Regions from separate parts of the Mus musculus genome. Here region 2 is linked to region 1. The links are chromatin loops, found by intact Hi-C in ENCODE. Cell type or tissue: left cerebral cortex. All regions are shown on one strand. Links, peaks and the distances in the headings refer to the core of each region. The heading gives the core; the rest is flanking DNA.

Region 1 (16,150 bases), core at 5,499-13,498:
TCCACGCCACAGCCCAGGCGCGCATAGTGCAGCGTGATCTCCTCGGCCAGAGCACTGTTCAGGGCCCTCTCGGGGCCAGGCCACTTCAAGATCAGGTCACGGTCTGTGAGTATGCCCAGGGCATGAGTGGGGGAAGTGCCTTCCCCGCCACCCGCCGCTGCCACAGCTCTCAAGCGGCTCAGGTGAGACAGGTAGAGCTGCTCCAACTCCTGGTCAATGGTGTCTTCACCAAGCAACTCATCCAAGCCACTCACAATCTCCAGACCCCTGGCGGGCTCATCTGTCAGAGCCCCTACCATAGGGGCCTTTCGACCCCCTCCACTTTCCCACGCAGCCTCCACCTGCTGCTGGGTGGGTTCCAGGAAGGAGCCAGCAGCTCTATCACTTGCATCGGGCCCTGAGGCCTGGTCCCTTGGGGGGCCACCCAGGCCACAGGTTGCTGGAAGAATCCTGATGGCAGGTGCCTGGCGGACCTCTGTAAAAGCCACAGGTGGGTTGCTTCTGGGGATGTCACCTTCTTCTTGAGGGTTGCTGGTCAACATAACTTCGGGCACCTGCTTCCATTACGTGGATGGGAGATGGACAGAATAGAATAAAGCAGAAGAGGGGGAACAAGAAGACATAGTAAGAAGCAGTATAGCCACACCCAGTCTCTAGCGTTTTCTCAGCAAAAATCTGCTCAAGAACCCCATGTAATTCTCTCACCACCAAAGACTTGGTCCTGTATTCGCAAAGAGCAGAGCTCAAACAAGTACAGAGTGGCTTCCTTTTGCAGGTGACAATGCTAAGTGATTCACTGGACATCAGCGCTCAGCAGATGACGGTTAGTAACAAATGAATCCTCTTTTAAAAAGACTGATTTCGGGTCTGGCAGGATGGCTCAGAGGGTAACAGCACTTGCTGCCAAACCTGATGACCTGAGTTTGATCCCCAGGACCCATACATGTGTTGGAAAGGAAAATGCCAATTCCTACAAGCTGTACTTTGACCTACACACACACACACACACACACACACAAATATAATAAAATGTTAATGTTTACTCCCTAATTGTCTTCTAAAACAGTGCTCAATCTTGCAGCAACACTCACATGGAGCCTCTGAGTCTCTAGACACTGAAAAGAAGCAAGGTTTCTTAATGAGATCGTCTTCTACAGTTTTAGAGCAGGTAAAGTACAAGGCCATGATAGACTGCCATAGCAAGATGTGAGAACAGGCTCACAGAATAACGGGGAATGTTAGTAGATAAAAGGAGACGATGAGAGAAAAAAAAATCCTCCTGGCCACAGAGAGCAATATTTCAATGCAAGCATCAAAATAAACAAATACAGTGAACTCAAAATCAACTATTATGTTTGGAATCTGAGTGACACACAAAACTCAAAGCCTTTCTGATGACCTTTGGAGAAAACAACATTTTAATGCATATTGACAAATCAGAAGGGGATGAAATATTTACAACACTTTTCTGTACAAACTAGACCTCTCTCTCTCTCTCTCTCTCTCTCTCTCTCTCTCTCTCTCAAGTCCAGCCTAAAATTTAATCTAGAATTTAATAGAACTTAAGTTCTATTAACTAATGGAATTAGTTCTGTTTAAGTCAATTTTAAAATGATAGACAATATTTAATAAATATGTTTAGCAAACTTAATGGTTTAGTAAATTTAATTTAGTAAAACACTAAGGTAAATAAGATTAATGAATGAATGGAAACAGAGGAAGAGCGCCAGTCAGACAGCTCAGTAGGGAAGGCACTTGCTACCAAGCCGCACAGCTTGAGTCTGACACCCAGGACCTACACAACAAAAGGAGAGAACTAACTCCCACAAGTTGTCCTTTGACCTCAACTTACACACACATATACACATACATACACACACACACACACACAAACACACATACCATGACATGTACATACACCAGATACACACACACACACTCAATAAATGTAATTTAAACTTTGTTTAATAGAGTAAGAAACGGATTTTAACCTGAATCTAATCAAGCAAACTCAGACTCTGTCAAACTGTACTTGACAAACAGGGATTAGTAATTAAAGTGGAATGAAGAAACTGAGGGACTATTAAAAAGTTAAGAGACATATCCATGAGATACAGTGTATCAGCCTGACAGAGGTGCCCCACGCCTTTAATCCCTGCACTTGGGAGGCAGAGGCAGGTCAAAGCTCTGATTTTGGGGCCAGCCTGGTCTACAGAGCAAGTTCTAGGACAACCATCGATACACAGAGAAGCCCTGTCTCAAAAAAGCAAAAGACAAAAAAAAAGAAAGAAAGAAGAGAAGAGAGAGAAGAGGAGAGGAGAGGAGAGGAGAGGAGAGGAGAGGAGAGGAGAGGAGAGGAGAGGAGAGGAGAGGAGAGGAGAGGAGAGGAGAGGAGAGGACAACAGATCACTTTGAGTCCTGGGAATAGTTATAAAAAAACCGTATCACTAATCTAATCATTTGATGATATGAAGGAATACTGTTAATTTTTGGAGCTATGATTATGATAAATCATCGGTAGTTTTTGTTTTGTCTCCTTTTAGGATTATCTTTCTAAGAAATAAACTATAACCTTCATGAGCTGACCAGTATCTGGCTCTCTTTATTCCAAAATACTTCCGTAGGAAATGGGAAGGGGATAATGTAAGTAGGAATGGACACATGCCAATATGCACTGAAGCCGGGTGATGCAGGTTCATTATACTAGTCTCTTTTATAAATGTGCTTAAAGTTCTTATAGACAGACGTTAAAGCAGAGCCACTTTAAATGTTTCCTCCCAGCTAAGAGCATCAGGGTACCAGGGTTCAGCAGCTTTCTCCTCCCTGGTGCCCCTGTCCCCACCCTCTCACAGCAGGTCACATTCCTCTTCTGCTCCTGCCTCTGTCCCTTGACTCCTCCTCACTAAGAGTAAAGCCTAGGTCTTCCCCTTCATCCCCGTGGCCCCACCCCATCTGTTCCCTAGCACTTCCCTGACCTCAGCTCTCTCTACTTCCCCTCACTCTCTACTTGCCCTCACTCTGAGAAGTTCCTGCTCCTGCCACATGAGTCTTGTTTCTAACAGACAGTAGCTGAGGCCCGGCCTTTGGGACTTGGAATGCTCTTTTCTGAAGCCTCACTTCTCAGGCCTCTCCCTCCATTCCTCTCTCCTTCCCTCCCTCCCTCCCTCCCTCTCTCCCTCCCTCCATTTTGCCTAAGCATTCATCTTCAGCTCAAATGTCTCACCTTTAAACCATTATTACAATATGTCTCTGCCCTAACATGTAATCCCCATACAGATGCCATTTGGGCTGGGTTTCCAATGTCTATCACACACAACAAGCCTTCCCTTAAATGTTTGCTAATTAACAGTTAAACCCAAGTGAATAATTTCATCTTTCCCTTACCGCCACCCCCCCATTAAATTCTGGTTTTTGTGCTTTCACTCCCCACCTCCACCCCTACTTCTAGGATAGGCAAGAGTAGGTCCAATTGTGGTCACACTATGAGCTTCCTATCTGGCTGCTCGCACCAAGGTTACCAGGGCCTGCTCACCTGAAGTGTCATCTGGGGCCATGGACGGAGAGGGGTAGGGGCCAACAGGGGACCTAGTGACTCTCGAACATCAGGATGTTCTGCGAGAGAGAAAGGCAATGTTGAAGCAAGACAGGTACAAGCAGCCTAATTCTGCTTCTCTCTGACATTAACTGGAAGTTCACATTAGAAGCTTTTTGTGACAGTCTAAGGAAGAGGTGACCTTTTTCCTTTTTATATAGAAACAAGGCAGAAAGAAGTGGTAAAAGGCCACTAGAAAGGTTAGGAGACATAGCTCAGGAGCAGAGCACTTGCCTAGCACACATCGAGCCCCAGCACCATGAAAAACAAAGTATTACAAAGGCTAGAACTCTCAACACCAGCCCGGTGCTTACCTGCTAGGGTATTATCGTCCGCACTCCTCATCCTTGGCTCTTCTTCAAAAGGCCTGTGGGGCAGACAAGACAGCAGGTAAATATGACACCCTGAGAGGTCAGTCGCACCACCCACAGAGGCACCTTCCGGGCCTCTGTGATGACCCATCTTCACCTGACAGCTGCTATTTCTTCTCCCCCCTGCTTCTCAGTCCTTTTGGTCATGAGAGCCCTACGCAATCATGGTAGAAATTTTACGAAAGACAGAAAAACATAAGGATCCAGGAAACAAAACAATCACATATGAGCCAGAGGCAACCACTGTTACTATTTGGAAAATTTCATTCCAGACATTCCCTGAAACCATTTAGATTCTGCAAACATACTTTCACAGCTGGCTTTGTCCATTAAACAGTATGAAACATCATTATAGACTTTTGCAAACATTGAAAAAACGGCTGCTTTGTGCTTCTATCAAATGGCCTTGACATTATTGATATAGCCATTCCCTTCCGACTGAGTAGCTAGCTTCTTTCCTTTATAGTTACAAACCAAATATCAACAGGCACTTTTGGATCACTTCTCTAGGGTTTGTTTCTGGCTATCACAGAAGCCTTTTTTTTTTTTTTTTAAGAAGGGCAGACAGAAAAGACTGAGGGACACAGGAAGCAGCAAAGGGGAGGAGAGAAGGCAAATGGAGATCAAGAAGGTAGTCAGAGCGGCCTGTGTCCTCTACTCCACCCCTCCTTGGTCCCCATACCAGCCTGCCAGGACCCATAACCCCCTTGTAGGCAATATAGAGTGTATAGTGGAGTCAAGAGGAATAAGGATCAAAAGCCAGCTCTCTGGCCTGGAACAGAGCAGTAAGTAAATCAATGGGAGAAATCTATTGGCCCAACTGCTCCTCTGCCAGCCAAGGTAGATCCCCGAGTGACATAAACCAAGTACTTCAGCCAGATCCTCCCAGGAGCGTGCCTTTATCGTGGACCGATCACTGTTCTTATTCTTACTAGTGAATATCAAATGTTCACAAATGAGGCAGAGGGCGGAAGCAATGATTACAAGATCCAGAGACCTGAGGGAAACTGAAACAATCACAACTTTTCTTCCTAAGAGGTGACAGGACACGGTTGACACTTATTTAAAAAAAAAAAAAAAGTTGCAACTTTGAGAAAATACCTACTGAGAATCACCTTCCCAAAACCAGAATGTTGCTAGCAGGCCTATGCTATGGTATTAGCCAATGGTCTACATGTCTACATGGACTGATTTAATCCCCACTGTGACTGCGAGGGAGGCGCTTCTACATCCTTTCAAGTGGGGCCAGTTCTACTATCCCCATCTTATGGATGATGAAGCACAGGCTAAGGAAATGACTCAAGATTATGCAGGTAGGATCAAAACCCGGACTTTTAACCAACAAGCTGATGCTGTTTAGATAAGAGTCTATGTGACTGTACCCAACTCAATCTCCAGCTCTATCTAGAAAGAGAGGAAAGAACCTATAACAGACACATACACTCCCTCCCCACTCCCTTTCACAAAGGCTTTTTACCTGTTCTTTACTCTCATATTCACTGTGTGTGCAGTTCCATAGTACACGTGGCTAGATCACTACCAGAGTGGCTATGCGAACCTCTGAGCAGCACTTTGGAGGAAGAAATTTAACACTGTATATAAGGACCTAGAGTCTGGAATCTTTGCAAGGGGCCCTCAGTCTTCCTCTATAGTCTAGGACTCCTGCATCCCACCAGAGGTATTTCAGTCTGAATATTATAGAGCCTGGGACAGGTGACTCTAGGAGCCCAGCCAGCAACCTCAGCACAACACAGATGAAAAAAGAAGATTCAGGAAAAATTACCTGAGACTGAACCAGTGTCTTCAGTGGGTCTAAAATCCAGACCTTTGAATCTACAGCTCATTTGACTTTTACCTAGCAGGGATAACTTTTTATGTTTGTTTTCTTTTTTAATTGTCTTACTAAAGCTGGGCAGTGATGGCACACACCTTTAAACCAGCACTTGAGAGGCAGAAGCAATCAGATCTCTGTTAGGTCGGGGCCAGCCTGATCTACAGAAAGAGCTCCAGGGACAGCCAAGGTTATACAGTGAGACTCTGTCGAAAAACAAAACAAAACAAAACAAAACAAAACAAAAACCCTACTTTATTGTTATCTTCTAAAGTAAAACTAAAGTAGTAAAAAAAAAAATCTTTAGTTTTCAAGAACACTCTCAACTGGATAGAAAGCCAGCCCTTCCTCCCAGAGACAGCCTATGCAAGCTTGCCCGTAATCTGACTCAACCCGGCCGTGCGTACCAACCAAGCTTCTATTAAGTCATAGATGCGAGTGAAGAGAACTCAGGCTGCAGCCCCTAGCAGGAAAAGAGACTTCTAATCAGATGAAGGAAAGGAAATACAGTCCACAGTGTTCTTCGGCTGCCACAGCCCTCCACAGCTGAAGCCATTCAAGTATCAGCCCAACTCAAGATCCACAAAGTCAGCAAGTTGTCTTCCCAAGCTCCAAGAGTTGGAAAGAAAAGCTGGGGGCAGGGGAGACGGTTGCTCATTGCCTCCACCATGGGCCTTTTTGTTACTACATCAAAGTCATTTGAAAAGTTTACATGTATCCTTTCAAACAGCAACCTTTCCTTCTTCCAAATATAGAAAGTATGATTTAAGGAACTGTCTCTATCCCCGATAACTACACTGCATACTGATAACATCCAAAACTGGCCCCACTTTGAAGACAGTGTCTTAGACAGTAGGCAGAGAGGTGTGTGTGTCTGTGTGTGTGTGTGTGAGAGAGAGAGAGGGGGGGGGGAGGGAGAGAGAGAGTGAAAGAGAGAGGTGGTGGGGAGAAATCTTTGAATCGTCTTTCACAGTAAAATTTTGGAAGTAGCTGTGGCTGCAATCAAAATGAGGCGAGTGTAAGTGTACAGACTTACCGATCAGTTAACAGTTCTTAGAAAAATGGAAGGAAATCAAGAACAAAACTGTACATACGGTGTGCCTGTTCATTTTCGAGAATAAAACCTTTTGGCACCTGTCCCACAAATGCCATGCAGTCTCTCTGGGGGGCAGTGAACACACAGTGGGCCAGGACACACAGTGCTGGGAATGTGTTGGCATGCCTTACTTGAGTACTTGTGAATGAGTCCAGCCCATCTTACCTAGAATGGACCACTCTACTGGGAGTGAAAGTTCTTCCCACCATAAAGAAAGTCAACAGCTACTTGACTTCAGATAGTACCTGGAGACCAAGGGATAAGACTTGAGAAAGTGGTGGCAGCGGCCCCAGCCCAGGCCAGCCAAGACAGAACAGAAAGATCAGTTAGCAGAGATAAAGAATGAGTGAGTGAATGAGGGCCAACAAGCCCCCAAGAGAAATGCAAAGTAGACTCAATACCACGGCCACAATCATCGTCTGGGTCCTACGTGAGCACGCCAAGTTTCAAAGAACTGTGCTTGCCCGAACTGGGTCATGTGCTGAGCCCCAAAGGGAAACACGCACAGCCCAGCTCCCATGGAGACAATCTGATGATGCTGTCTGGGGGGGGGGGGGGGGGGCGTGGCTTCAAGATACTTGGAATTCTGGTCAGCTTAAGTCGTGTGCTTTGGGGGGGTGAGGTGAGGAGGCTGTGACATCATCAAGTTATGTAGGACTCTGCCCTGCTTTCTCTGAGTGTCAGCCTCAACTCTAGGACTTGTGTGCATTGGAGGGCAGCTTACCATGCATGCTTCAAGCTTCATCTAACTGACACTCCCGTGGCCACAGCCCAGGGTGAGAAAACCATTTCACCTCATAAGCCAGCACATTCACGAGTAAATACAGACACAGACACACTGAGAACTGAAACACTTGCTCTTCAAAGTAATACTCACCTCTACTGCATGTCAAACTGCGCTGGGCTATCTCCTATACCATTTGCCAATGTTTGTTGGAAGCCAGCAAACTGATCTTGCATCTCAATAAATGCCCAGAAAATGCAATGTTGAATAGTCCCAGCTCTACCACAAATCAGCTGTGACCCGGGACAAATTTCCTCATCTCTTGTGCCCTAGTCTCCTCATCTATAAGGAAGAAATGGTAGTAATACTTCAGGGAGCTTTTCGATGGACTGAGGAAACATGCAAAGCACCAATAAAGTGCTTAAAACTAAGTCTTTTGGAATAGCGCTGGGGCTCTGAAAAAAGGAAGCAACTTGTCCGGCCATTCCCAGCTGTAGGCCCCATCCAGCAGCCTAGCGCTGCAGTTCTCAACTGGAGCACTAGCAGAACTACACAGGCTCACATCCCTGCTCTGCCACTTTGCTGTGCAGCCTCCAGCCCACAACCTTAACCATGATGGCCTACCAGTTGTCTGTAGAACAAAGGGACACTTTCTCATGAAATCCTCTCTCCAGACCACTTAGATGATTCCCACCCCACCCATTTCAACTCTATTGTTCTCATTTCTGTGAGGCTGCCAATAGCTACCCATTCATTCAGTTACAGGTATACCTAAAACCTGTGCATCAGGGATAGTGACAGGAGACACACTGGTGAGCAAACCCAGCAATGAAATTTAGAATTTGATGTGGAGACATTTGAAAAAATACTCAAACTCGTTCTTTCAACAAATATTTATTGAGCACCTACTAAGTGCCATGCACTAAGGCAGGCCTGTGAAAATACAGTGGTCACCAATGCAGAGCATGTCCCTACCCCTCACGGAGCTTACAGTCTAGCATTGCAGTCACCCATTAATCCCCTAATAAAGGCCTTACTACAGACGGAAGCCAGTGCCTTTAGAAAAGGAAGGAACATGCTAGAACACTAGGCCCTGGCACAGACTAGAATCAGCAAGGGCTTAAGGATGCTTAGAAAGCAAGTGCATGGGTATGGAATAAGAGGTTGTTTGGGGGCACTGAGTGGGAGACAGCCAAGCTTGAGAAGACTAAGGATTCAGTCAAGCAGACACCAAGTTTAGTAGTTGAGGCTGACAGAACAGGAGAAAGGGCCAGAGATTTTGAAGAAAGCAAGTAGAGGGCGGTCCCAAAGCCAGAGGGGACCGAGTAGGAGCAGTTAGCCCTTTCAAGAAGAAAACAACGGAGCCTTTCAGTGTGGCCAAAGCCAGGGACTAATAAAACTGCAGACAAAGCAAGTGCTGTTGACTCTTCAGGGGAGGGGGACAAGGGTGATCATCAAGTACTGACCAGAGGCAAAGGGCAAGGTGGCTCAGCAATTAAGAGAGAGACCCTGGCCTGAGGCTAGGTCAACAGAGGACCAGGTGAGACAGACCTGGAAAAAAAGCCTGATGAAAGACAAATGGGGCTTATGGTTGCAGCCTCTGGACAAATGGCAGAAAATGAAGCTCTGGAGTCAAGAACAGAAACTGGCCTGAAATGGGAACAAGGGACCCCCTCCTCATGTACAATGTGAGGGGTGTTGGTGTTCAGACGTGGGGGCTCTAAGGAGCAGGCATTCCATTCTTATGGTTTCTATTGTGTTTGAAGAAGCAAAAGGCAGAGTGTAATGATAAAGAACACTTGACGGGATCCCATGAAAGAGGAGCCGAGGGTGGATCAAAGGACACACAGGACAATGGGGCAGGATGGAAGATGGTCCTTAACTTGGGGGAAGGCTCACATGCTGGCCTATGTGGCATTTTCCAACTTGACTTGCTGATCAGTGCTATGAATAAAACTGGGGACTTAAGGAGGCTAAGCTGCGCAAGCTTCCTTCCCTAAGGAAACCCTCTTAGAACTGAGGAGTCTCCATGAGGAGAATCTGAGGGGTAAACACATTCTTGGTGAAGCAAACAGTATGAGCGACAACCCCAAAGCAGGAGTAACAGAAGGGATGTGGCGACAAGAGCTCGGGAGCAGAAACCAATATAAAGCCAGACTAGATGCTAACAGAGGCTGAAGCAGGCATCGGTGAGGGTGTGTAAGGGCCAGCCAGATTTTTGTTGGTCTTTATTTTTAAGAGGAATAGGATACTTCCTCAGAGTATAAAGCCAAGACACACCAGAAGGGCTCCTTCCCATATCAGTCCAATCACTGAGGACTCAAAACCTCTGTGCTCACCCAGAAGAGGGATTTAAAGGAATCTAGCTCACAGAAAACGCTGTTGAGCACAAATGAAACTATACAAAAATACTCAGCAAAGTGCCCAGCAAGGAAAGGGGGCTTGGCCACATATCACTTGGTAGGGTCTCACATAACCCTTGCCCCCTGGCTCTACCCCAAGCTCCTGGGAGTCTTAGGACCAGTCTGTGTCTTCTCTGCTTGTTCCTAGCACTGTGCTCAGCACATAACAGGCTCTACCAAAAATGCTGCTGATGGATTCTCTCTAAACCTACTGAGTACTGCAAACCTGGTCCTGCAAGCTAGGGAAAGCAGCCAGCTCAGCCTCTGGACTACATCCTCATGGCTGCCAATCATCTCTTCTGACCCTACCTGCCAAGGGCCAGCTGCACAGTGGGCCTGTGGCCAACGATTCTGAAGCCCTCTACAGCAGGCCTCCCACAGATAAGAAAAGGGATCCCCTGAGGTCCACCACCATTTCCCCAGAGGGCTGGATCACGGGGGGTAGCTATTCTTCAACAGCACTTCAAATCAGCAGCAGCACACAGGCCTTAAAACAATAATAAGTTGAAATGTATTTGCTAGGAAAGTCACCGACCTACAAAGAAAACCTTATCGCTGATCTAGCAGCGCACACCAGCCTCCCCTTTGCAAGAGCTGAGATCAAAAGATAAAGAAGCTATCAAAAAGCCATCTGCCCACTTAAAATAACATCTCAAGTCACGTTGGGAACCACAAACATGGGGCCAGCTACCAAAACAATTGTCTAAATGAACTACTTCAATTTCTCCTTAAAACCACCCATGTATTTTAAAAGAAAAACACCCTCTCCACCCACCTTGGCACGGCAAGGTTTTGATTTGTCTGTTCCCTTCCTTTCACATTCTTGAAAATGACCAAACTTCAGTACTCAACTGTCTTATCTTCCAGAAAGGGCTCCCACAACTGCCGATGGAATAAGAAGTGATTGAAATGCAGGCGATTCTGGGGGCACTGGAACTGGGTGGCGGCTACATACACATACATGTGCAATTCTTCCGAGCCATGCCCTCGGGGGTCAGTACCGTCCACTTGTGTATATCTCAATAAAACACGAAGCACACGTAACAGGTACAGGGGGGAAAGGAAGAACTAAGAGCGCCAACAGTGAAATGCGGACTTTGTTTTTAAACTAGCATCCCTAACATTTCCTCCCTGGCCTGGCTATTTACTAGCTGAGTGACTCTGAGCAAGCTCGAGCACCTCTCCGAGCCCCCCACCCCACCCCATTTCCCATGAACTAGGACTCAATATAGTGCCTACAGTCAACAGCACATTCAGCTGACCTCAAGAGGAGAATGTCCCTACCACTCTTAACAGAGATTAAGAAATGCTGCCCACCAGACCTTTTACAGCTACAATTATGCCTCAGTTACCTTCCCTACGGGTACTGCATCCAATTCAACCACACAATGGGAAAGCCATTCCTCTCTGACCAATGAGGAAACTGAGACAAGAGTACACAACAAAGCTGAGTTTGGGAAAGGATACATGGACTGTAGTGAGCATCTAAGCTTCGATGCTAATTACCAGCACTATGGCACTACTTGGAACTAGGCTCGATCCTGAGTGCTTCTGCTCATCCCGTGAGGTCTGTGCCATAACTTCCTGTTTTACAGATGAGGGTGTTTATCTACGGCACGATGCAGCTAAGAATTGGATACGGTCACACTAAAAAGTGGCAGGCTTAGGGTTTGAACCCAGGTAATCGAATGGCAGAATCTAAATGCTTCAAGGTCCATCCACGAAGAGCTAAACCTTTCACAGCCTAAGCCCTTACCACAACCAGCAGATCCCACAGCACCCTGCTCCATCATGCAGCTTCGAAGGGACAAAAGGGCAACCTCCCCTTCCCATTTCTCATAGGAGCAGGAAAATGTATGCATTTCATAGGGGCTCTAACTGACCCCGGGCATTAGGCCTAGCTGGAGCCCTTGACAAACGTATAGCCCTGGTAAAGACCTAGAAAAGCATTATATCAGTCAGTTTACAAGAGGTGTGCAAAAAAAAAAAAAAAGAAGAGCGATGTGACCTTCAAGTCCGCTTCTCATCTGTTTCCGCCTCTGCCAAGGCTAATGTTTTTATGTGAGAATAGAGCCTCGCTCCCTAAACTCCACTGGAGGCCTCAGACTACCAGAGGAACAGTTTTTAAAAAAAAGGATGCATAGACTTCAAAGCCAGAAATGGTTGAAACTAAAAAGCCAAGTACCACCACTTCCTCAACCAGTTTCTCTAACTCTGGCTTCCTGCTGTGGCAGATAGGAATCAGACTGACTCCCCACGCCGGGAGACCCTTAGTCCACACCTTCGCACGTCATGTTCTCTCCACTCCAGCACACTGGCTGACAGTCATACGAAACCCAGAACCACCTCAGGACTTTGCTGTCCCCACTATCTACATCTACCTCCCCTGTATGTGCATCACTGCTCCGTACCACTCTGGACTCAAGTTTAAATGCCACCTCCTCAGAAAGAGTCCTACCTGGTCCAAACTCTACCAACTCGCTCGTCCATAACTCTTCGTTATCACCGTCTGGGACTCTTCACAAGAGCTCACCCTCAACACGTCTGCAGCAGCCACTCCCTCCAGAGCCTTACAGTATTTTCCTCTCAGCACTAACCTTAGCCCTATTTATCTTATCTGCTTGTTTGCTTTTGCATTCTGTTTCCCAGAGGAGCCTTTGCGGGATGGTTGGGGACAGGGAAGGTGTCTGTCTTGTTCAGGGCCTTATAGTGGAACTCAATAAATGGATGATACCCCAGAATTTAAAACAGTGCCTAGCACATGTTTGGCCTGCACTACTCTTTGACCGAATGCACCCTCCTGCCTGTCCTGGAGAGCAGGCCTGGGGGAGGGGGAAGTGCTGGGATGGGAGGCTTCTACATCCAGCCCTGTGTTGGTGGAGGTGGCGCTGGCAGACATTACCTGCGCCTCACCGGCTTCATGCAGCTCTTCAGCTGCCTGGCCTCAGCCTCCACAGGACCCTGGCACTCAGGCTGTGGCTCCAGCTGCTGCAGCTGCTGCTGCTGGGGCAGCCCTTCGGCATCAGTGGGTGTGGGAGCGGGTGCGATCCGGAGCAGGACAGTGTAGTTGCGGCCATGGTTGTTGGCCCAGAAAGTGCCCTCGGGGGTCTCATAGCGCACCACGAAGTCGAGGCGCGCCCCATCGCTCGCGCCCTCAGCAAAGGGCAGCTGGAAGGCAAAGCGGTCAGTGCAGCCACCGTCGTCGGGTGAGGAGGCTGACATCTGGCCAGGGCCCAGGCCTAGCCCGGGATCCAGGAGGGGATCTCCTGCTCCTGTTCCTCCCACTCCTGCCCCAGGCGGGCTGCGTGGGACATAGCGGGCTGGGTGGTCGCAGAAGGTAGCCCAACCGTCGTGTGAGGCCCGCACGTGCACCGCCTTCTCGAAGGAGCGGTTCAGCACGCGCACCAACCCGCGCACCACTGGCGGGCGTCCCCCAGGCACCCACACCCCGGAACCCCCGGGAACCGCTCCAGGAGGCGGCAGCAGCGCCTCCAACTCCACCATCACGCGCCCCAACCGCTCCAGACGGCCCAGCGCGGGCGGCAACGAAAATGTGGGCACCAGGTAAAACCCCCCGCCAGCGGGAACGGGGCACGGCGGAGAGGGATCGGGAAAAGCCTCCTCTTCCTCCTCCCCTTCATCCCCATCCTCGCCATCGTCTTCCTCATCAGCCCCGCCACCGCCGCCATCTTGCCCGGTCGCCGCCGCCATCTTGCCCGCCCCGGGCCCGCCCCACGGCCGGTAGCGGCGTAGCTGCGCCAGAGGCAGCCCCAGGGCCTCGTCAGCGAACAGCACCCTCCGCGGGGCCACCGCCGCCTCAGCCGAGGCGCGGGGCTCTCCCGCAGCCGGCGACGGGGGCGCGGGATGCCGCAGCGGTGGCTCCACAGGGGCCGTGCGCGCCATATCGGCGGCGGCGGCGGCGGCACCGACGGCACCGGCGGTGGGACCGGCGGGGGCAGGGCCTGAAAAGGCGGGCAGCCAATGAGAAAGCCAGAACAGGGGGGTGGGGCTCCAGTGGAGCGTAGGCGGTGAGCTAGAGACAGGTACGGCCAACAGCCAATGGACAGCCACGCGGGAGTGACGTACAGGTGATTGACAAGCAGGAGAAGCTAGCAACCAATGAGGACGCCCGCGCGTGGGCGGGATGGAAGGCGGGATGATAACGGAATCAATGGAGAGGCCTGAGTAGGGTTAATGCGGGCCCGAAGATGTAGCAGCAGGAGTATGACAATTAGTGGGAAAGTCTGAGCACGAAGGGCATGGTAGGCGGCGGGAAGATGAAATGGCTACAAGCAATGGGGGCAACGGGGAGCGAACCCAGAGGTCCAAAAACTGGGAGATCCGCAGGTTGCGTAGGCGGTGAGACGTAAGACAGATAAAATGAACAGCCAATGGAGAACTGCACGCGAATGATGTAGAGACAGAATGACGATAATAGTTGCAATGAGCCAATGGAGGAGTCTAGTGAGCGCACACTATGGCTTCAAGAGGTGGTAACAAGGTAGATCTAGCCAATACAGAGACTGAACAGAGACGGGAAGGCTGTGTGTGAGCAGACATGGAGGCGGGGCTGTAGCGGGCGGGGGGGGGGGGGAGCACTAAGGCATGTGAGGAGTGAAGGTGGGAGCGAGAAAGAAATGGGGATCCAGGGTGAAGGCTGTTATATCTCAAAGGACAGTGCCAGTATGGGATTAACCAAAGCTGAAACTAGAGAAATGTAGCCAGAAGGAAACTTTGGAGGCAAGATGGGAACTCATACCCACGGATGGTAGTGTAGGTGCTGTGAAGGAAAGCATGAGTAGCCAATAAATAGGCTGAGTTGGAAGAAGGTGCATAGGCTGAGCCTGAGCTATTGAGTGATTGAGCGCAGAATCAGAATTCATTCAACCAGTAAGATCGGACCTCTGGGGAATGGCTTTACCTTTCCCTAATCTTCCATGACTCCCCATGGCTCCACGAATACCCAGAGCCCCTAAAAGCCCAGACTGCACCGGATTGTGAGACCAAAGCAAAACAGTTCTATCAGTTACTGGGTGTGTCCTGCTGGCCCCACACCACCACACACACCTCCCAGCCTTATTGTGACCAATGCAACTAGCCATGAACGTTCTTAACTGTTCCTTAAAGTCCCCAGTTGAGCATTGATGTTCTTCAGGACTTGGCACTATTGCATGAATCAATCGCAAAATAGGAAATAGAACCTTTTTGGAAGAATTAGCTTTTTCCAACTCACACTTAGCACACATTGACTGATAGTATGTCATCACAAGCTTATCAGCTAATGTACATTCAAATCAGAGTCCTGCCCTTCTTGCTCATTTTGACACTTTGCACCCCACAGTGGCTTTCTTCTCCCCCCCCCCCACTTTCCCAATCTCCTCTGCTTAGAGTGCTGTCCCATCTGTTTCTTTCATCTAGTGAATTCTTTCCATTCTCCCTCTGAGATGGCACCTCCTATGGGAATGACCTGGACTTTGCCATCGTGTTCATTCACATATCCCCCACTCCCATTTACTAACTTAGTAAGACTTAGTGTTTGCCATATGCCAGGTTCAGGGAGTGCTTTTATCTAACCCTCATAAGACCCCTAACAGGAAGGCCCCCACAGTCTCTCTGCTCCTCCTGTCTGTGTCCAGGGTCATGAAAGGAATATGTCCAGCTACAAGTAGCAGAAGAATAATGGCATAATGAAGGTAGAACTTTTTTTTCTCATCTGAAAGTTCAAGGCAGCAAGTGCTCTCAGGACTCCATCCTATCTGCCCATTTTGGGTATCAACTGTGCCCCGGTCTTGCCTCAGAGTCTCATTCTTCAGCAAATCCTGCAGGTTATCTACCCAACGCATTTTCCAAGCAGGATATGGTGATGTATGCCTGTAATCCCAGCACTCAAGGGGCTGAGGCAGGAGAATCACGGAATTCCAAGCCTAGGCTACAAGTGTGACCTTGTCTAAAAAATAAAAAGGGTTAAGTGTAGCTCAGCGGTAAAAACCACTTCCTAGAAAGTGCATGGGCCCCATCTCTAGCATCATTTTTTTTAAATCCCAAATCCACCTTTTCACTACCACTCCATCAACAGGACCAGCACCAGTCCCAGTCCCCTGGACTACTGTAGTCACCTCCCCCTGGTTGGTCTC
Region 2 (16,150 bases), core at 3,747-11,746, 94 kb before region 1:
AGTAAGCTGGAGATGAAGACAAAAGACAGGGAAGGAAGAAATGGAGGCCAGAGCAAAACAACTTTGATCTATCTCAGTCTAACCATGATAAATTTCTATTCCATTATAATCATGACAAACCATCACACAACCCCAAGTTGAGGGACAGTCTACAAAAATATCCAAGTACTACTCTTCAAAAATGTCATGTTCATCAAAGACAAGGAAAGGCCAAAGAACTGTCACAGACTGGAGCAGACTAAGAAGACAGATACAGCTAACAACAAATACAATGTAGACACAAGTGGAAAATGGTTACAATCTGAATAGTTTGTCATTTAATAGTACTATATCAGGATCAATGCCTGGCATTTAATAAATACCCTGAGGTTACTCAAGACAAGGAGAGGTTAAATGATGAGCTCACAGGAATTCTTTGTACCATTTTCACAACCTTTGTGTAACTCTAAAATTATGTCAAAATAAAATCTTGAGAGGAAAAATGATAAAGAGAAGCCTGGGACATGCTATTCCTAACTTCAAAGAGGTAAAATTTTCTTCCAGAACCTTCTTTTTTTTTTTTTTTTTTTTTTTTGCCAGCATCTGAATTCCTCTGGGAACTCAACAGTGACTCCCAGAGGCTGCCAGCTTCAGTAACAACAAATCAGTTCAGTGATCTGGAGAAATGAGCTGTTTGGACCTCCGTTTCCAAACCATTGAACAAATGGTTTGGAAGGCATTACTTCTGGAAAACAAGTATCTACTTCTCTGCCATCTTATACAGAGCATCTACTTAATTATTTATAGCTCATAAGGATTAGTTTGAACATCTACATCTTTGCATCATATGATAAAAGAGTTCTCGGGCTCATTCAGGGACAGAGCTGTCAGTGATAAGTAGAATTTTTGGTCCTGTTTTGTGGATATTCGTTGTTTCTTCTTCCCCTGTTTCATTATCTTGGTGATCCTTAACTGGGTGAGGGGATAAATTAAGTGGATGGCTTTGAAGAGAGATGACAAGAAAGGGCAGGAGACCTAGTCTCCCAAGACAGCCTTACAAATCACAAAACAGAAGTCATCTGCACCAGGTGTTTTTCGGAGGGGGCTGATGTTATCCTCCTCCTCCTCCTCCTCCTCATCATCATCATCATCAGTGTTCTTGGTAGTCACTAAGAGCTACCACATTATTATCCAAGAAAGCAAGCAGTGATTGGCATACAGGACCAAGAGCCAAGAGAGTCGCTGACACAGTTAGCATCATCAGGTAGGTCAGTGACATTCAGGACATTCAGTTTACTTCACTTTATAAAGTGACCAGGACATGATAATCCCTGTGGCTGTCTCCATAATACCTGTGGACAGTCGATGCACCACCACCACCACCGCACCCCATTTATTTGTCTCTAACAAGTTAGGCTAAATACTGTTTTGAAGGTCACCTCTAGCTCTAACATTCTAGGATGCTGCTATTTGAGATATGACTCTCTCTCTCTCTCTCTCTCTCTCTCTCTCTCTCTCTCTCTCTCTCTCTCTCTCTCTCTCCTTCCAGAGATATTTAAGGAATAATTACCATCATCATATGGTGAAAAATCTCAGTTTTATCAGTTTGGGTAGAATCCTTTCTTTTTGAAGTCCATTCTTCTACATTTCACAGGCCACGTTGTGAAGAGCTCTGTGTTCAGAGTAAGCTAACAGCCCAAATGGTTCTCTGTGTACCAAATCATTGGGAGACCCTGATACCTCCTCCTATAGCTAATCCACAGAAAGCAAGCTGGTGCTAAGCCTGGAGTTCATAAATTCCTAAACTGTGTGTGTGTGTGGGGGGGTGTTCTTTGTTGTTCTTGTGGTGGTGGTGGTTTGATTGGTTTTGTTTTGTATGTGGAAATGTCAAGAGATTTCATTGATTTTTCCCCCTTCACTTTATAGAGATCTTAGCTTGCTTTGAGATGATTTCTTGTGTAAGCCAAGGTTGGATGAAGAAGTGCAGAAATGCCACCATACAAGCCCTTCAAACAACACATCCAAGTTAAATAAAAGTAAGGAATGCATCGGAGGTCTCCAGGGAGCTCTGGAGAATACAAGGCAAGCAGGACCTCAGCAGGCAAATCTGTGGAGGTCAGGCTTGACAGAGGGCATCCTTATCCCACCCCATACCAAGGCACCAAGTCCAAGAGCTTAGACTGCACTTCCCACCACAGCCCTGCTTGAGCAACACATTACTAGCCCATATCCTTGTGACCTTCAGGTGGAGGGATGGAATGCCAAATGTGTGGAATCTGGATACAGATGGACAAACTGACCTGGGTTTGCATTTTAACTATGTCATTTATGAGCTGTAATGTGCTATGGGACTTACTGAACAGCTCTATGCATGTGTCTCTTCATTAAAATGAAGATCATAGTTCTATTCTGCCACAGGGTTATTGAAAGATTAAAGATAATGCACACAGAGCTCCTGATAATGGTGCTATGCCACGGTAGTCATAGCAACCATTAAAAGGTAGCTGGTTTTTTCTCTGTTCCATGTGAAAGAAGCCAGACACAGAAGGTCACATATTCTATGATTCCATTTATATGAAATGTCCAGAATAGGTAAATCCATGGAGACTGAAAGTAGATTAGTGGTTGCTAGGGCCTGGTGAGAAGAACGGATGGAGAGTGACTTCTAATGGACATCGTTCCTTTGGGGATGATGAATATGATCTAAAATTAGACAGTGAAGATGGCTGTGTAACAGGAGACATGCTAAAAAAATCACTGAATCATAGACTTTGAAAAGGTAATTTTTATGTTATGTGAATTATATATTATTTTCTCTTCAGAAAAATAAATGGCTTGTTCTTTAGTTTATGGCTAGAAATAGACATGAGACTTTCTAAGGCATGAGCAGCGGTAGTACCTACTTCACAGTTTTTATTTTGTTTAATGAGTTCTCTTTTTTTGTTGGTTGTTGTTATTGCTGTTGCTTTGTTTGTTTGTGTTTTTCAGACAGGGTTTCCTGCTGTGGCCCTGGCTGTCCTGGAACTGTCTGGGTAAACCAAGCCGGCTGAGAATTCAAAGACCCACCTGCCTCTGCCTCCCAAATGCTGGGTTAAAAGCATGCAACATTACCACCCAGCAATTAGTTCTTCTTCTTTTTTTTTAATTTAGACTAATGCTACTACATTGAAAAAGTTTAAAATGTCTGCTACACAAATATTACTGTTATGGTCATTTTCTTAATTATCATTTTATTATGGGTAACATGGTCTAACAAGCCAGCCAGTATATCTTATAATGATTAATGGTGCAATCACTGAATGAATACTATCTTGATAAAAATCCTCACTCCATCATTTATGTGACATTAGGCAAGCTTTCAGATCCTCTTTCCTTAGCTCCTTCATCTTCTCAATGAGGGTAATAATAGCTCATAGCTAATGAACTGTCAGAAGGATTAAATGATGTATCCCTGACAGTACTCTTTGGCTTCAGGTTTCAGAACCAGATAGATAATAAAGAAAAAGAAAGAAACAGAAGAGAAAATAATTTATACAAATCAAGAAGGGAATATGGATAAAAATGAAAGATGAAAAAGAGAGGAACCAAGACCAATGTCAGTCATTATGCCTCGGCATGTGCTTCCCATAACTTCTCTGCCCAAACTTTCCTCCTGGCTTTTTGAGATTATTATTCGTGTTCTTCATGGGAACTTCTTCAGACACTTTGGTAACAGGCAAGTAGTGAGTAAAAAGGCAAACATTGCCTTCTATGCTTGTTATTATCTCTGCTTTCCAGACGTATACATTTCATGAAGGAACTACATAAAATATTTTAGCAACATAATATTTCTGCCTGATGAAAGCATGCATGGGGGTTTTGTGAATGAGCCAACATATATCCTAAAGGGCTAAGGTTTCATAGATAAATGCAACAAACTAGAAATCAAGGCCTTGGATTGAACATGTGCAGATTTTGGTATGTACAAGGATCCAAGAACAAATCTCCATGGATATCAAGTGGCAGGAATGCATGAGTGCATGTGGGTGTGTGTGCATATGTGTGCACATACATGTATGCACATGAGTGTATCCCTGACACCTGAAAGTATATAACAGTTAGTATTCCAAAGATAACTTTACAAACACTTGTATAGACTTGATACAGAGTCACTTACCTATTTTTTCATTTTTTTAAGATTTGTTAACTTTATGTGTTTTGCCTCCTTATATGTAAGTGTACCACATATATGTGATAGCTGCTATGTGGGTACTGGGAATTGAACCCTGATCCTCTAGAAGTACAGTTACACACTCCTAACATCTGAGCCATCTTTTCAGCCCCTCAATTACCTAAAAATAGGAAGAGGTGTTAGAATTCTGCTTTCCTTTTGGCTTAATTCCCCAAGGATCAAGTTGACCAATGAGGGTAAAGGTGGGATGAAGATGTGAATATTCACTGGCCTCTGGCTTCATTCATATTTCTGTATTAAGTAAAAAAAATTAAAGGTTTCTACCATATTTGGAATTTCTCTTAAGATAACAGAAAGATGTGTTAGTTCAGGCTCTCAGAAACAGTGCCCCATGTGACTTTTTTAGAAAAGATTTATTTATTTATTTTACGGATGTGAGTGTTCCCTCTGCATGTACTCTTATGTGGCAGAAGAGGGCATCATTCCATTATAGACAGTTTTGAGCCACCCATCTATGCAAATTGTTGGGAATTGAACTCAGAACCTCTGGAAGAACAGAGGCTCTGAACCCCACCCCACCCCACCCCATGTGACATTTTGACAAGCCCATGACATCGATACAATCATAGAAAGAAAATAACTTTTTTTCATTCTCTTTTGCCATTTCCTGACTTCAATTAAACTTCTAAGGACATGAAAACTGTTGGCCGTTTGTGAGTCTACAGCGCCGAGTGCGTTGACCTCCTCAGCAGCCTTTGCTGCTATTGTTTCTTATGCCTCTCATTTTACTTCCTATTAGGGTAGATCCAAATGTCCATTATGTAAGACCTGAAACGTTGAAACTGATAGATGAAAATTGTAGGGAAAAGCCTTCAAACTATTGACAAGGCAGGGACTTTCTAAACAGAATTCCAGTAACACAGGAAAAAAACCCAACAAATGATAAATGGGATTACATAAAATTAAGACACTTCTGCTCGGCAAAAGAAGTCTTCAGCAATGCAAAAGAGACAGCCAGCCCACATACAAAGGGGAATTAATATCCAGGACATATAAAGAACTCTAAAATGCAAATGGCCAATAAACATCAGGAAAGTGTGTTCAACATCCTTGGCTATCCAGGAAATGCACATTAAAACCACTTCAGAATTTCAACTCATCCCAGTCAGAATGCCAGGCACATAGGGCTGCCTTGTCTGGCTGCAATGGGAGAGGATGCACCTACCCCTGCAGAGTCTTGATGATCAGGGTTGGGGGATGCCAAGCCCTCCCCCATCCTCTCAGAGAGAAGGGGAGGGGGAGGGACTCTGTGAGGGGGGCAGGGACAGTATTTGGGATGTTAATTTAAAAGGAAGGAAGGAAGGAAGGAAGGAAGGAAGGAAGGAAGGAAGGAAGGAAGGAAGGAAGGAAGGAAGGAAGGGGAGAGAGAAAGAGAGAGAGAGAGAGAGAGAGAGAGAGAGAGAGAGCGAGCGAGAGAGAGCGAGCTGGGGAAAAGATAACCCTGAATTCTACCTTCCCAAACCTGTACAGACATTTCTGTTCAGTCATTACTTAGGAACTGGATAAGGATAGCAAAGCACACAACAGATCCATAGTCTGTTTCTTCCCACTTGTGAGCGTGCATCATTATAAGGCATTAAATGAGAACACGCCCAGGGTGTGTGTTCCTCAGACTCCTGTGAGCTTGTTCCTTGTACACGACAGCAGCCCTGCTGGTTCGCTCCACTGAGAAAGATGGCATGCATTAGCTGTGATCTAAGTGTCAGTTGGCTCATTCTGGAACATTAGTCCTGTCATCTCTCTGAAGAGAGAAGGTTGAATCCATTGTCAAAGCTCCCAAAATTGCACTCCCTCTTCCTGAGAGCATCTCTTGGTGCTAAGATACCAAAGTGGCTTCCAGCAACTGAGAGACCACAGATTTCTCTTCCATGACATCAAGTTGCTTGCATAAAACAGCTCCGCATAAGTTCCCAAGTAAATCAGGTTTGCAAAAAGCAAGCGAAAACCTATAGTACTCACCTTTGAGGATTAGCCATGACGATGGCAGGATTAAACGCCCTGTATCTCCGGGTTGATTTCAGCTTCAGGACCATACAGACAATTGCCCTAGGCCCACTAACACTTCAGCACTTCCAGATGTTAGAGTTTTCAAATAATTTTATCCCAGTGGCAAGGAGTGATACAGACAACTCCTTGCAGGGACCGAAGTTGGATTTCCCCTGACATGTACACAAGACACCTGCAGGTGGAGACACAGGGCTGTCCTTGGGAACCAGCAGGCTTTGTACGTATTGTCTTCCCCTAAAACAGATGGACTTAGCATTACAATTTCTGCTTTCCATGTGCTTCTGTGAATTCTGGGAGGTAGGGGTGACATAAATACACACACACACACCCCACAGAGGAGAGGCAATATCATTCTTCTTTCTGTTTTTGGTTTTGGTTTGTGGGTTTTTGGGGGTGTTTTTTTTTAAGTTAGAAGATTTTTTATTAGATATTTTCTTTATTTACATTTCAAACGTTATCCCCTTTCCTGGTTTCCCCTCAGAAAACCCTCTATCCCCTTCCCCCTCCCCCTGCTCACCAATCCACCCACTCCTGCTTCCCTATCCTGGCATTACCGTACACTGGGGCATTGAGCCTTCTCAGGACCAAGGGCCTCTCCTCCCATTGATGTCTGACAAGGCCATCCTCTGCTATATGCAGCTGGAGCCATGAGTCCCACCATGTGTACTCTTTGGTTGATGGTTTAGTCCCTGGGAACTCTGAGGGGTACTGGTTAATTCATATTGTTGTTCTCCCTATGGGGTTGCAAACCCCTTCAGCTCCTTTCTCTAGCTCCTCCATTGGGGACCCCATGCTCAGACCATTGCTTGGCTGATAGTATCCACTTCTGTATTTATCAGGCTCTGGTAGAGCCCCTCAGGAGGCAGCTATAGCAGGCGCCTGACAGCAAGCACTTATTGGCATCCATAATAGTGTCTGACCCCATTTCATCAAAAGCAATTTCAACAAATATTTTAAAGTAAAAAACAAAAACAGGAAAAAGTTGTGAATTACTATTTAGCACTGTGGTAACTAGTCATTTGTGTTCCTAGGGAGACACAGTTCCCGCAGCTGCTATTGTGCTTCAAGCCAGATCTTTCTGGGCAAACATTTACAAGGCTGTGTGTTTGTCCCACCTGCATGTGAAGAGGAGCACAGATTGTCCCCTGTGTAAAGCATCCCAGTCAGAAACTCCATAATGTACAACCTGAGCAGAGCATGCCACCATTTATGTGTAGGTGCCAACTCTGCCTGGAGCCAGGCAGGGAGACCAGATGGCTCCTGGGGAGGGCCCCTGCCTCTCAGCACACCAGATGGAAATGTACTGGCAAACATGCATGCTGGTTTCTCTGGACATGCCAGTACATGAATGATCATCCTTTCTCCAGGCCATGTATTCGTTTCCTGGGGCTACCCTAACAATGTGATTTAGAACAATAGCTACTTATTCTCTCCTAGGACTGGAGGCCAGAGCTCCAATATAAGGCTGTTGCTAGACCCATGCTCTCTCTTAAGGCTTGAGGAATATAAGTCCTAGCCTGCTTCTTGCAGATTCTTGTGGCTCCAGATGTTCCTGGCCTTGAGGCTACACTGTTCTACTCTTCACTGCCACTTCTGATGGCATTCTCTTCTGTCTCAAACATCTCTCTCCTTTCTCCCTTTCTCCCAGAAGGGTAGCACTCATTGAGTTTCAGGCCCACTGTAAATCTGGAATAATCTCAACTTAATTACCTCTGCTTCCACATAACATGACATTCACAAGACCCGGAGACATCTTTGGGGATGACCTGGTGGTAATAAAAACAAGCTATGTATTCATGATTTCTTGTGGAATCACTACATATTCACAGCTATCCCAAGATTACTTTCTTTTTCTTTTCTTCATGCCTGGCAGACTAAGTCTAAAGATAGAAACCCCAGTGAAGGGGTTTGGGGTAGGGTGGGGCCTAGGTCATTTGATACAATGCTTGCCTGGCATGCAGGAAGCCTGGGTTTGATCCCCAGCACTGTATAAAACCAAACATGGTGGTTCATGTTTGCAATCCCAGCACTTGGAGGGTAGGAGGATCGTAATCCTTGGCTATACTGAGAGTTTGAGGCTACATGAGACCCTGGGCTATGTGAGACTCCATCTCAAATAACCTAAAACCTCAATGAAGACATAGCAGTGGGGCTTGATTTAGAAGCACGGGAGAATGTGACTGCTCTGTGCAATCCAGGCATCCTGCTTGGCTGAGACATCTGCACTTGCTGTCACCAGACTGGGCCTTACCTGGGCTGTTAGATTTAATGAACATGAGCTGGGTATGTGCTACTTAGGAGACTGAGGCACAAACCCAGGAATTAGTTTCAGACCAGCCCAGGCAACACAACAAGCCCCACCCCCCAAAAAAAATCTGGGGAAAAAATGTAAAGAGAACAGAAATTTTGTTCCTTTACAAGCAGAAGAATGATTCATGGCCAAAACTGCTTTCCCTGACTAATTCGAGCTTTGGATTTAGTCAGTGTTAACACAGTGCTAGCTCACTGCGAGAAGAGACACAGTTTGGCTTCGGGTTGTAAGGATAAAGCAAGGAGTACTGGTTGCTCATGGGCTTGAAATGATGCCATGGCACAAGGAGGAAGAGGAAGGGCTCATCGGTCTTGAGGCCCATCGGTCTTGCAAACTTTATATGCCTCAGTACAGAGGAACGCCAGGGCCAAGAAGTGGGAGTTGGTGGGTAGGGGAGTAGGGGGGGAGGGTATGGGGGACTTTTGGGATAGCATTGGAAATGTAAATGAGGAAAATACCTAATTTTTAAAAACCAACAAAAAAAATAAATAATTTAAAAAAAAAGAAAAGAAAAGGAAAGACAGCTGGAGAGATGGCTCAGGAGTTAAGAATATGTCTTCTAGAGGATCCAAGTTCAGTCACCTATGTGACACAGCACACAGCTGCTTGTAACTACAGCTCCAGGGGGATCTACATCCTCTGGCCTCCTCAGACACAAGCATTCACATATCCATATATATATGCATACATACATACATACATGCATAATACATACATGCATGCGTGCATACATATGTACATACACACGTACACACACCACTTAATTAAAAATAATAAATGTAAACTGTCATTTGGATGCTGTAAATTGCTCATATTTACAGGTAGAAAGAGGTCCGTTGACTCAGAAGATAACTAGGAGTCCAGCAGAGCTCTAACAGGGATGACGATACTAATCTACATAGGGGATCCTCAGTAGTCTACTCCTAGGTTGTATTTCCTGTCCCTGTATTGGAAGCTTTTGGGTTTTACAAGTCACTGCAATAGAAAAAGAAATAAAGCAATAAGGGAGTGGGTCATTGAAGAAATCACGGGGGAAGTCTTTAAAATATTTAGAATCAAAAAGAAAATAAAAAAATATTTAGAATCAAATGAGAATGTGCTCCTGAAGTACAGCTAAGAGAGCTCCAAGAGACAAATTTATGTTTATGAATGCTTACATTATAAAATCAGAACAATCTCAAATAACCTCATGGTATCGCTCAAGGTCTGTCAGCCATCACTGCAAAGAGAGGCCCATTGGACTTGCAAACTTTATATACCCCAGTACAGGGGAACCCCAGGGCCAAAAAGGGGGAGTGGGTGGGTAGGGGATTGGGGGGGTGGGTATGGGGGACTTTTGGGATAGCATTGAAAATGTAAACGAGGAAAATACCTAATTTAAAAAAAAATCGAAAAGAAGCAAAACCTTACATAACTTAGATTTTGAGTTCATTTAAAGACATATTTCTATGTATTTTATGTGTATAAGTGTTTTGCCTGTATGTGTGTGTGTATGTATGTATGTATGTATGTATGTATGTGTATTATGGTGTACAAGCCTGGTGCCCACAGTGGCTAGAAAAGGGTGCTGGCCTTCCTGAAGTTGAATTACAAATAACAGTAAGTTGCTTTGTGGGTGCTGAGAACTGAACCTTGTTCTGTTCTAAAACTAAAGCTGGATAGTTTTAAATCAACTTGATACTAGCTAGAGTCCTCTGAGAGGAGGGGCCTCAGTTAAAAAAATGCTTTGGCTATAGGCAACCCTGTAATGCTTTTTTTTTTTTTTTTAATTCTTTCTTCCCTTCTGTTAGTATGCCATGATTTTTTTTTTTTAAGGCCAGGCATTATATTCTTTTTTTTTAAACTTTTTTATTTTATTTTTTAATTTTTTTATTAGATAATTTCTTCATTTACATTTCAAATGCTATCCTAAAAGTTCCCGATACCCTCCCCCCGCCCTGCTCCCCTACCCACCCACTCCAGCTTCTTGGCCCTGGCATTCCCCTGTACTGGATCATATAAAGTTTGCAAGACCAAGGGGCCTCTCTTCCCAATGATAGCCGACTGAGCCATCTTCTGCTACATATGCAGCTAGAGATACAAGCTCCAGGGTTACTGGTTAGTTCATATTGTTGTTCCACCTATAGGGTTGCAGACCCCTTCAGCTCCTTGGGTGCTTTCTCTAGTTTCTCCATTGGGGGCCCTGTGTTCCATCTTATAGATGACTGTGAGCATCCACTTCTGTATTTGCCAGGCACTGGCATAGCCTCACACAAGAGAGCTATATCAGGGTCCTTTCAGCAAAATCTTGCTGGCATGTGCAATAGTGTCTGGGTTTGGTGGCTGGTTATGGGATGGATCCCCGGGTGGGATAGTCTCTGGATGGTCAATCCTTTCGTTTTAGCTCCAAACTTTGTCTCTGTAACTCCTTTCATGGGTATTTTGTTCCCTATTCTAAGGAGGAATGAAGTATCCACACGTTGGTCTTCCTTCTTGATTTTCTTGTGTTTTGCAAATTGTACCTTGGGTATTCTAAGTTTGTGGGCTAATATCCACTTATCAGTGAGTGCATATCAAGTGACTTCTTTTGTGATTGGGTTACCTCACTCAGGATGATATCCTCCAGATACATCCATTTGCCTAGGAATTTCATAAATTCATTGTTTTTAATAGCTGAGCAGTACTCCATTGTGTAAATGTACCACATTTTCTGTATCCATTCCTCTGTTGAGAGAAATTTGGGTTCTTTCCAGCTTCTGGATATTATAAATAAGGTTGCTATGAACATAGTGGAGCATGTATCCTTATTTCAAGTTGGAACATCTTCTGGGTATATGCCCAGGAGAGGTATTGCTGGGTCCTCAGGTAGTACTATGTCCAATTTTCTGAGGAACCGCCATACTGATTTCCAGAGTGGTTGTACTAGCTTGCAATCTCACCAACAATAAACCCTTATCTTTTGAAAGAAAATGTTCACTCTTATTCTTTTGGTAATGTTTTCCTCAGTATCTACATGTGACAAAATGCATCAAACACTAAACATGTTATAAGTATGCACATTTTGTTGTTTTCTTTTTCTAAGATGACACTGCCTCCAGAGATGAAAAAAATAATAAAAAAGGGCAAAGGCATTTGAAAGGGCAGGTATAATATTTTCAATTTCCCTATAGAGTGTAGATCATGCTCCTTGCTTTACTGAAAGCATTGGAGGCAGACCACTCCATAACCTAACTCCACCTCCAAAGTCAAAAGTTTTGAAGGAATTAGGCTATCAGCGCCACATTTTTTGGGGGGGCTTCTAAACACTATTTTTTTCCTTGGGATGCTAATAAGGACTTTATTTAGACAGGTTCTCATATTTAGGCTGGCTTGGAACTTGCATTGGTCTCACTGTGTGTTTCTACTTTCCTTGCTGCTTTTAAAATTCTTTTATTGTTCTGAATATTTAGTGTTGTGATTATTATGTGATGGGAGGATTTTTCTTTTCTGGTTCAGTCTGTTTGGTGTTCTGTAAGCTTCTTGTGTCTTTATATGTGCCTTTATAGGCATCTCTTTCTGTAGATTAGGGAAATTTTCTTCTATGGTTTTTTGGAAAGTGTTTTCTGGGCCTTTAAACTGGGAATCTTCTCATTCTATTCCTCCTCCTCTTCAATTCCCATTATTCTTAGGTTTGGTCCTTTTTTTAAGTGTTCCAGATTTCCTGGATGTTTTATGTCATGGACTTTTTAGATTTTGCATTTTCTTTGACTGATATATTGATTTCTTTTTTAGTATCTTCTACACCTGAGATTCTCGCTTCCATCTCCTGTATTCTGTTAGTGATGCTTGCATCTGTTGTTCCTGTTTTCTTTCCTAGGTTTTCCATCTCCAGGATTGCCTCAGTTTGTGTTTTCTTTATTGCTTCTATTTCCCTTTTCAGGTCTTGGGAAGCTTTATTCATATGCTTCACCTGCTTGATTGAATTTACCTGTATTTCTTTATATCTATTTGCTTCCTCTTTCAATGCTTCTACCTCTTTGAATGCATTTTCCAGTATTTCCTTTGGGAGTTCATTCATGTCCCTTTTAAGTTCTCTGTCATCTTTATAAGATTGAATTTAAGATCCTCTTCCTGTGCTTCAGTTTCATTAGGAAATCCAGGGTCTGTTGTAGCAGGATAGTTGGGCTCCAGTGGTGCCATATTGTTCTGGGTCTTGTTGATTGTGTTCTTTTGCTATCCATTAGGCATCTGGGCTTTCCCAGTGTTGGCTGGATAATCCTCATGGCAATGGGAATTCACTGGAAGGTGGGGTAAGCTGTGAGCCAGCCAGTGGAGATCAGGGTACCCTTCTCTGTTGGCTGTGCCTCAGGCAGGCCCCACTCTGCAGACTGTGTTTCAGGGTGGTCTGGCAGGATTCCATGTTGGTTAGTTTGGGGACCCAGAAGGTTTCCATGGGATCCTACATGGCTCTTCCAGGCCAGAGAGTAAGGCCAGAGGTAGACAATGGGTCTCCATGGATTGTGGTCACCATTCACCTCTCCAGGCTGTCTGAAGTGGACCAGCTGGGGTGGCAGAGGGTTCCAACTAGGATGGGTGGTTGGTCAGGGTTGCAAGTTTTTTTTTTTTGTAGACACAGAAATATGGATTTTATTCTTTTTTGATGTAAGTTTTATTGCATTGTGATGATAAAAGATACATAATTTCAATTTATCTGAATTTGTTAACATTTACAAACATATTTTGAGTAAACAGACTTACATCACATTCTTCTTTCCCTTTTGTACCCCAACTCCTCCCAGAGACTCCCTTCAAACCCTGCAACACCTTTTATTTTTTATCATATTCTTTAAAATTTATAAAATATTGTAACAATAAAAATGAGTATTATAAAAGTTGTTTGATATAAAACAACAGTCAATTGAACAGTCTTATGTAGGTGTTTGTCTACAGCAATACTGAAAATACATACGTTTTCTCAATATAAATTTTAAATAACTCCAAATAAACTAATTGTATGATATTTTAAAATAATATATCACTATTGTGTTTTTAATGAATATAAATAGATAAAAGTCTTTTCATGTGTTTGTTTTGTTCTTAGTAGAGCTTAAAATCTTGACTCTTACTGTGGTACAAACACAAAATAAGAACAGTTTTTGAACATTGGGGTTCATTGTAATAAGGCTGTACTTGAATGTCCCTCACATCACCAAAGGATTTTACCTCCATAGTAGATAAGCTAAGAGTTTACAGTTCTGCTGAGCTAAGGAATGCATTGTAGGCACAATTTTTGAATATAGATTTCCTGCTAAGGTCAAAGCTCTTTGACTTGAGTGATTGTCATCATTCTCAGCCCACAGGGAACAGGTTACATTCATTTAAGAAATGGTGTGTGTATCAAGATGGTCTATCCATGAAGTCATTCATCAACTGTTTCAATGAACAATGGTTCTGCTTGGAGGGTGGCACAGAAGTTAGGTGAGGGTAAGATTCTGGTTCATTGGCTGTGATGATTTTGAAAAGCATTCATCTCAGAATAAGAGTAACTTATAAAATTCTCTTCTTTAAAATTGATACAATAATTATAAATATCAAGCAAAGCCTTCAGTCTCACTCTTTGCTGTTCTCTTACAAGCCACCTCCCAAGTTAATTGCCTACATTTCTTTTGGCTGTATAAAATTTTTTGAAATATTTAAGCTGTTCTGAAAACCATAGGATAGTGTAAAAAATTCAAATAAACAATCCTACTAATAGAGAGACTGAGATAGGAGACACATGATTTCAAGACCATTATGTGGCACACAGCAAGATCCTGTCATGTATAAACAAGCAGAAAGTGTATATGGCTTGTATAATATTGGTCCTGTTTTTCCCATTACTAAATTAAGGAGACAACAGGATGACAGCTGACAAATTTCTAATTCCTCATATTTTTGAATTTCAATCAAGTAGGGTTTGTTAGTAATATTAATTTTCATATTAAGAGATATTAAGAAAAAGTGATTGTTACTTCCTATTAACTTTCTTGTTAGAGGTGGAATTATATTTGTGTGGGTTTGTTGAAAGATTACTTTCTTGCTTCTTCTAGAATGTAGTTTCACTCCTTGTGTTGGTGTTTTCCATCTATTATCCTTTGTAAGTCTGGATTTATGGAAAGATATTGTATAAATTTGGTTTTGTCATGGAATATCTTGGTTTTTCCATCTATGGTAATTGAGAGTTTGGCTGGGTATAGTAGTCTGGGCTGGCTTTTGTGTTCTCTTAGGGTCTGTATAACATCTGTCTAGGATCTTCTGGCTTTCATAGTCTCTGGTGAGAAGTCTGGTGTAATTCAGATAGGTCTGCCTTTATATATTACTTGACCTTTTTCCCTTAATGCTTTTAATATTCTTTCTAAGTATAATGCATTTAGTGTTTTGATTATTATGTGACAGGAGAAATTTCTTTTCTGATCCAGTCTATTTGGAGTTCTATAGGCTTCTTGTATGTTCATGGGCATCTCTTTCTTTAGGTTAGGGAAGTTTTCTTCTATAATTTTGTTGAAGATATTTACTGGCCCATTGAGTTAGGCATCTTCACTCTCTTCTATACCTATTATCTTTAGGTTTGGTCTTCTCATTGTGTCCTGGATTTCCTGGATGTTTGGGGTGAGGAGCTTTTTGCTTTTTGCATTTTCAATGTTTTCTATGGTATCTTCTACACCTGAGATTCTCTCTTCTATCTCTTGTATTCTGTGGTAATGCTTGCATCTATGACTCCTGATCTCTTTCCTAGGTTTTCTATCTTCAGGGTTGTCTCCCTTTGTGATTTCTTTATTTTTTCTAGTTCCATTTTTAGATCCTGGATGGTTTTGTTCCTTTCCTTCACCTGTTTGATTGTGTTTTCCTGTAACTCTTTAAGGGATTTTTGTGTTTCCTCTTTAAGGGCTTCTAGCTATTTACCTGTGTTCTCCTGTATTTCTTTAAGGGAGTTATTTATGTCCTTCTTAATGTCCTCTATCATCATCATGAGAAGTGATTTTAGATCTAGATCTTGCTTTTCTCCTGTGTTGGGGTATCCAGGACTTGCTATGGTGAGATGATGCCAAGTAACCTTGTTTTCTGTTACTTATGTTCTTATGCTTGCCTCCTGACATCTAGTTATCTCTAGTGTTACCTACCCTACCCTGACTATATCGGACTGGAACCTGTCCTTCCTGTGATCTGGTTATGTCAGAACTCCTCTGAGTCAAGCTGTCTCTGTGATCCTGATTCAGGGATCCTGTGATCCTAAGATCCTGGGTGTGTCCAAGCTCCCTTTGGGACCTTGAGATCCTGGTGTGACCAAGATCCTGGGTTCCTGGGATCCTCTGGTCCTGGGCATGTTAGAGCGCCTGTGAGTGGAGCTGCCTCTGGGTGTTGTGGGGCTGGCTGTGGAGTTTGTGCCCAAGGTCTGCTCAGGGCACCGGCCCAGACCAACTGGAAGGAACCCAAGCCACTGGTCTGGTGGAGTTCCTGTGTTCCTAGGTCCCACCTGTCCCAGTTACTCCTGGTGTTGGGTACAGATGTTGTGTCCTCCTCACCTCTGATCTTCTGATCCTGGGCCCATTGGAGCACCTGGTAGTGGAGCTACCTCTGGGTATTGTGGGGCTGGGTGCAGAGTTTGCACCCAAGGTCTGCTCCAA

The links. A loop is a pair of places that touch in the nucleus more often than their neighbours do. Peaks named below come from ENCODE experiments on the same cell type or tissue, not always from the same donor. Only the 100,000 strongest peaks of a DNase experiment are listed, where the experiment ranks them.
Region 2: a loop joins it to region 1, with 4 times the contacts of the local background. A loop is called at or near these places in 7 of 42 quality-filtered maps.

What each region holds. Positions count from the first base shown.
Region 1 is chrX:7,560,330-7,576,479 of GRCm38, forward strand. It overlaps Ppp1r3f (protein phosphatase 1, regulatory subunit 3F), which reads right to left and starts at 13,952. Exons shown (of 4, transcript NM_138605.3): 1 at 12,919-13,952; 2 at 3,907-3,959; 3 at 3,533-3,612; 4 at 1-554. The coding sequence starts at 13,919. Flicr (Foxp3 regulating long intergenic noncoding RNA) reads left to right here and starts at 13,271. Exons shown (of 3, transcript NR_029473.1): 1 at 13,271-13,580. In left cerebral cortex, for the core only: no CTCF peak of the experiment used is centred there; DNase peaks (open chromatin) are centred at 8,841, 10,445 and 10,733; H3K4me3 peaks cover 602 bases; H3K27ac peaks cover 313 bases.
Region 2 is chrX:7,467,588-7,483,737 of GRCm38, forward strand. It overlaps Gm32829 (a long non-coding RNA gene), which reads right to left and starts at 6,388. Exons shown (of 3, transcript XR_386879.1): 1 at 6,170-6,388. In left cerebral cortex, for the core only: a CTCF peak has its summit at 6,393 (motif pointing right); DNase peaks (open chromatin) are centred at 6,411, 7,474 and 8,667; H3K27ac peaks cover 370 bases.